Linked DNA regions of Homo sapiens: region 1 is linked to region 2. Evidence: chromatin contacts called from ENCODE Hi-C or POLR2A ChIA-PET data. All regions are on one chromosome and are shown on one strand. Each heading gives the region's core, a stretch centred on a gene start or an enhancer-like site at or near the end of the contact. The rest is flanking DNA. Distances are from core to core; before and after follow the strand shown.

The links. A loop is a pair of places that touch in the nucleus more often than their neighbours do. ChIA-PET counts read pairs that join two places held with the same protein, here RNA polymerase II (POLR2A). Pooled maps may share reads with other maps.
Region 1: a loop to region 2 is called in a pooled map, with 2.1 times the contacts of the local background. The contact joins two enhancer-like sites. A Hi-C loop is called at or near these places in 1 of 50 pooled maps. POLR2A ChIA-PET finds 5 or more read pairs at or near these places in 3 of 52 experiments (GM12878, activated CD4-positive, alpha-beta T cell and activated naive CD4-positive, alpha-beta T cell).

The regions. Positions count from the first base shown.
Region 1 is chr12:46,217,117-46,219,924 of GRCh38, forward strand. The region is part of intron 5 of SLC38A1 (solute carrier family 38 member 1); the gene reads right to left. Among named protein-coding and RNA genes, the nearest start is that of SLC38A1, 51 kb to the right of the region's middle. Within about 2 kb of position 1,440, at least 15 of the 41 ENCODE cell types and tissues checked have a DNase peak (open chromatin) inside an H3K27ac peak, as active enhancers do.
Region 2 is chr12:46,401,243-46,404,335 of GRCh38, forward strand. The region is part of intron 2 of SLC38A4-AS1 (SLC38A4 antisense RNA 1); the gene reads left to right. Among named protein-coding and RNA genes, the nearest start is that of SLC38A4-AS1, 19 kb to the left of the region's middle. Within about 2 kb of position 1,834, at least 7 of the 41 ENCODE cell types and tissues checked have a DNase peak (open chromatin) inside an H3K27ac peak, as active enhancers do.

The DNA of each region.
Region 1 (2,808 bases), core at 190-2,689, 180 kb before region 2:
GGCCCTTTCTAAGCACTTTTTAAAATACTTCACTTATGAGTAGTACTATTACTATCCTTATTTTACAGATAAGGTAAATAAGGTAACAAGGAGGTTAAGTATTTTGTCTAAGGTCACACAGCTAGTGTCAGAGCACTCAAACCCTGGTAGTATGACTCCAAAGTCCCTACCCATCACGTTGCATTGTCTATCAAAGTCAAACATCCAGAGTGGAATAACACTGTAAAAAATAAGACCAAACAAAAATCTTAGAATGAAATACATTGAAATGTTAATGGAGCTTGTCTAAGGTGAGCCTGAACACTCCGAACAGAGAGACTTTGCGTGTTTTCTTTATACTTTATTTCATTTATTTTATGCATTTTCAAAATGGTTTAATGGTTATCTTAGTTTTACAATAAAAATATAAAGAACTTTTCAAGTGACAGTATTATTATTTTAACCCCTTTTTAGGGGAGAGTTGCATTTGTTTAAGTCTTAAGCTCATTAATAGAATCCCTGTTTGATTAAGGAGCTCACAAAATACTTACAGAAAGGAGTAGAAACATAATTATTCAGTCCTAAAGTGGACTTCTTAGTCACTAAATTCTGATCAAATTTCAAAATTCTGAGGGTCAGAAGACCAGCACACGGTGACCTTGTAGCATGTGATCATGTATAATGCTTACAAATTAGATTAGGGAATTAAACGGGTGGTTTTAAAAGGCCAGGCAGGAAACAGGTGGAGAGCAATTATTTGTACCGTTCTTTCCATTTCTTTCCTTGTAGGTAAATCTAAGCTCTGTGGTGCAAAGCTTTTCTTAAACTAGCCTCACTGTCAGTTAGGTATTTTGTTTTGTCTAGAAAAATAAATATGCATTGCTGATGGCCAATTCAAATAGTATCTAATATAATCCTCAAAAGAAAGAGGAATCTAAAAGAAGTATCCCAGTAAAAATAGAATTTTAGTTTAGTTGGTTCTTTGTAAAAAAGTTAAAGGGAGGTCTGAGCTTAAATGAGGATGTTGTACCAGTGAGAAAGAGCGCCATGTACCACTACCACTTCCTGTTTTTAACCTATAGTGGGTAGAGGGCTGTGGGTTTTGTGGGCACTCCATTTATAACTCTTGACACTCTTGATGTGTCCTCGTTCCTCTTTTCCCACTCCACAAGGACAAGTCGTTTCCCTTCTCCTCAAACCTAGATCCCTACTCTTTATCATATTCTAAAGATGTTAACTCTTGAGTGACAGAAAAATCCCATGTGACTGTTGAAGTAAAGGAATATGCTGTTCTCGGTGGGTATTTGGGACTTTTGTTCCGGTAGAAAGGTGGATTGGGGGCTTCATTCATATTTTCCCATTCTGTTTTTGTGGTAACAAGACACATTTAAGGAGAAATAGGCGGTTTAAGAGGAGCACCCAATGGACTTGTTGCTCTCCTCCCCACAGATGTCAGTCATCTTGGGCAAGTTGCTTAGCCTCCGTTAATTTTAGTTTTGTAGTCGCCCAATGGGTTCACCTTGCCTGCTGCCTAGACAGAACCACTTTATTGAGACAGGGGAATTGCAATGGAGAAAGAGTAAGTCATGCAGAGTCAGCTGTGTGGGAGACCGGAGTTTTATTATTACTCAAATCAGTCTCCCAGAGCATTCGGGGATCAGAGTTCTTAAAGATAATTTGGCAGCTAGGGGCTTGGGAAGTGGGGAGTGATGATTGGTTAAGTTGGATATGAAATCATAGGGGGGTGAAGTAAGATTTTCTTGCTGTCTTCTGTTCCTGGGTGCAATGGCAGAACTGGTTGGGCGAGATTACCAGTCTGGGTGGTGTCAGCTGATACATGGAGTACAGCTCTGCAAAATATCTCAAGCACTGATCTTAGGTTTTACAATAATGATGTTACCCCGAGGAGCAATTTGGGGAGGTTCAGACTCTTGGAGCCAGAGGCTGCATGACCCCTAAACTGTAATTTCTAATCGTGTAGTTAATTTGTTAGTCCTGCAAAGGCAGACTGGACCCCAGGCAAGAAGGGGGTCTTTTTGGAAAAGGGCTGTTACCAATTTTGTTTCAGTCAAACCATGAACTGAATTCCTTCCCAAAGTTAGTTCGGCCTATGCCCAGGAATGAACAAGGACAGCTTAAGGGTTAGAAGCAAGATAGAGTTGGTTAGGTCTGATTTCTTTCACTGTCATAATTTCCTTGGTTATAATTTTGCAAAGGCAGTTTCAGTTTCTTTATCTATAAAATGGGGGTAATTAACAGGGTTGTTATAAAGATCTCATGGAACAATGTACACTTTACAACTATCTTTTCTTTTTTAAAGTCCTTTATAAAATTAAAAGTCAATCTTACCTAGCCAGCCACACAAAAGGAGGCTGCGGGTGGCTTTGGTCTGCAGGCTGTCCCTTGCTGACCCCTGATATAGATGCAGATCTTTGAAATCATGTGCCTGACATAAGGTAAAGTCTGTGGCCAGAGAACAAAGCAAAACTAACTGGCCCACAAAGGAGTAGTTTTCTAATTAAACCAACTACCACTCTGTGAGTAATAAAAGTTCAAGCTAACCTTGAAAATCCAACTCTCTGCACCACACTTAACCTGCTCTACTGTGATAACTCCAACCTGGCCTACTGTAAACCAGATGAGTGAGCAGAGAAGGCATTCTACCAATCATGGAGGTAAATAATGCTGTAAAACCATAGCCAGTATAGTTAAGTTGTCTGTTGCAGGCTAAGAAAAATACACTGTACCAAAACAGAGATCACACTGCTGTCCTTGGATAGGACCAAGGCACCTGAGGCAACTCAGCATAAATAGGACTGAGTGAACTCA
Region 2 (3,093 bases), core at 584-3,083:
CTTGAGCTGAGACCAGCTTAGCCATTAACATAAGGTCACACACTGATAAATGTTAGATCAGTCTCTTCAGAGATTTGATGTCCATTCAGGTGCACAGGGTTGCCTTTTACCAGATGGAGGGGAGCTCCAGGTGTGTACAATGTGCACATGGCCTTTGCCCCATTTGCTGAGAAGGGGCTTGGAGCACTGGGGAGCCTTCTCTCCTCATAACCTTTGAGGGACCGCACTCTGACCACATTTTGCTGTCTGCTCATCCTCCTCCATCTTTAAGTCAGCACTCCGCTTTTCCCTTTTGCTCATTATATTTGGGGAGAAGCAGGGTTTATGTGCACATTCAGTTGCCCCAATCAGAGACTTTTTGAACCTGGAAAAAGCCATTGTAGGACTTCTGGGCTAATCCTCTCCATATCTACTCCACCTTCTTCATTTGCCTATGTTGGCATCTCAGGCACTATCTACTATCTACTTCTAGTACTTTCTACACTCAAAACAGAAAACATACACACATGTGTAGGGGCGTATACACACACACACACACACACACCCACACACACACGCAGAGCTGCTTTGTTCCCTTTTGGAAGGAGCTGTAAGAGAAAAATTGTGAGGGTTTAGCCTGAAAACAACTCTCCCTGCTGTTCCCAGGGCTGTCATTGCAATGATTATTTGGGCCGCTGGAGGCGGGGCTTTGGCATGCATCTGGCAGTCACTGTAAAATGCATTCCCCTTAAAATCTGCTACTTTATATTAGGTGAGCTGTACACTCCAAGTAGTAGGTGTTTTCTGTTATACATACATAGTGTATTAAGTCTCTGTAGATGATTGTCATGTTATGGCTAACCAGTCTGAACTCTTAATTATAATGAGGCATTATTAAAAAGGTTCAGAGGTATATAGATGGATGAAAATGGTGTTTCACATATTGAAATAGGAATCACTTAACCAAAGAATATATTTCGATGAATCTTAAACTTGCCTTAAAAACAGAAGAGGTTAAAAAGAATTTAGAAAAAATAAAGTTTTAGAGTGTTTGAGAATGTGTATATAAAATATTTTCAAAGCCATAATATGGATGCTCTTATGGCTCAGAAGCATGCCTACTAGAACACGTCTCGGAATGAGAGATGTTTAATTCTGTCACCTCCCAGAAAGTTTTGCAGGGTTTCTCACTTGAATTTGCTTCCCTTTGCAACCTCTTGTCCTGAAGGCCCCCTTCCCACCTGGAAATGCTGAGGCATGGGTGTGATAAGAATCAGTCATTTTGAAGAGAATAAGATGATGACTTTATTAACATTTCCATATATGCTGATTGTGTGTGTGGCGGGGTGGGGGCTGGGGTGGAGGCTTAAGGCAAAAGCTAGAATTAGTCATATGAATTATGGGCTTGTTTGGAGACTGGGCCGCTCCTGTTCCCAATCAGTGCCAGTAAATCCTGCAGACAGCTTCAACACCACTACTCTGTTTCTATCCCACTCATAAAATTCCATGCCAAGGTAAAAACCACAATCCTCCCTTTCTTGGTTTTTCATGCAAAAACTATTTTAGAATAAATTTAAATGTCAAACCTTGAAGAACTTTGAATAGTGGAGGCTTCAGCTCATTTAGTTCACAGCATAGCTAAAAAATTTGAAAAAAATAAGGATGAAAGTACTAACATTTTAGAGGCCTATATTTTTCACCGAATTTCAGTTCCAGAGGAAGACAAAATTGCTATGTTGGAAGAATAGGATAAAAGAAGAAATACTGAGAAAAGCATAAATGTCAACAGCAGCACTTTCATGCTCGGGAGAAGCCCAGAGGCCCCATGTGTGAATAACATTGCAATGGCTGCTTTATGCAGTATGTAAATAAACACAGTCCCCACACCATTTAAAGTATTCAGCACTGACCTAAACAGGCCTAGACATAAAATGCCAGTCCAGACAGACGTTTGTGAATATACACACATAACACATTGCAGGAAGAACTTGGTGCCTTTTTCCAAATATTTTATTATGTACACATTTCAGATTAGAAACACTTTCAGTGTTCATAGTCTGAGCAATGGAAAACATTTTTAATCAGTCCTAGACAGCAGGAAAACTTCCTGCAGGAGTTCTACAAGGTTTATTCTTCATTTAACAGATGTTTGTTTATAGTAGAAGGCAGGAAGCTGTATGGTATGTCTCTAGCTTCAAAGAGCTTAAAATGTGGTAGAGACCTTTAGGGGAGTTTGGTCATCAGGGAATTAAAGATAACTTTCATACAGCTATGTGAGAAAAGTATAAAATCATAAAGAACAAAGAGGAGGCCACAGTTATGATTCCAAAATGACAAACTAAAGAAGAACGCCCAGGCAAGAACCAAGAACCAACAATACCATGCAATAATTATTCTGGTGTCTCCTATGTTACAGAATGTGTTCCAATGAACTTTGAGAATCTAATGAAAGTAATGGGCCCAGAATATCCATATATCCTCAAACATTTGCACAAAATGTCAGGGATTTTATGTCCTTGACAATGTCTGAGTCCATGGGCTTTGTATTTTAAATCTTTTATAGTTACATTTACCATGGTTAATGTGTTACAACTATTTATACTCCTGTCTCCTCCACTAGAGTACAAGCACTTCTAGCACAGCAGTACATTATGTTGTATATTTTATCCACACCCCTTTCTGTTTTGCATTGTGCCTGATGCATAGAAGGTAGTAAAAATGCTGACCACTCACTTGCCTACCTACCTCAGTGTTCAGGTGTTAGGTTAATGCAGCATCTTCCAAATATCAGTCATTTGAGTAACACCCTCACAATTTTTGCAGTAGTTGCTTACCACCTGTATTATTTTACAAGATAATGGTTTTTGGTGATAGACAGCATTAAATACTATCAAATTTCAAAGTTGAGCATGTTATTTTCATTCCATTTCCTTTTAGCTTAACTCACACCAAGGAGGCAGTCCTCATTTAGTTCTGGTGTATCTTTAATATCTCTCTGACATTTGGGGATATTCCTTTGGAAGGAACACAGAGACTTTTGTAGGCAGGAGTATGGCTAGAAGTAAATAACATTACTTTGTTTCTTCTTTCATTGTGGTTAGTTTTATGGAAAGT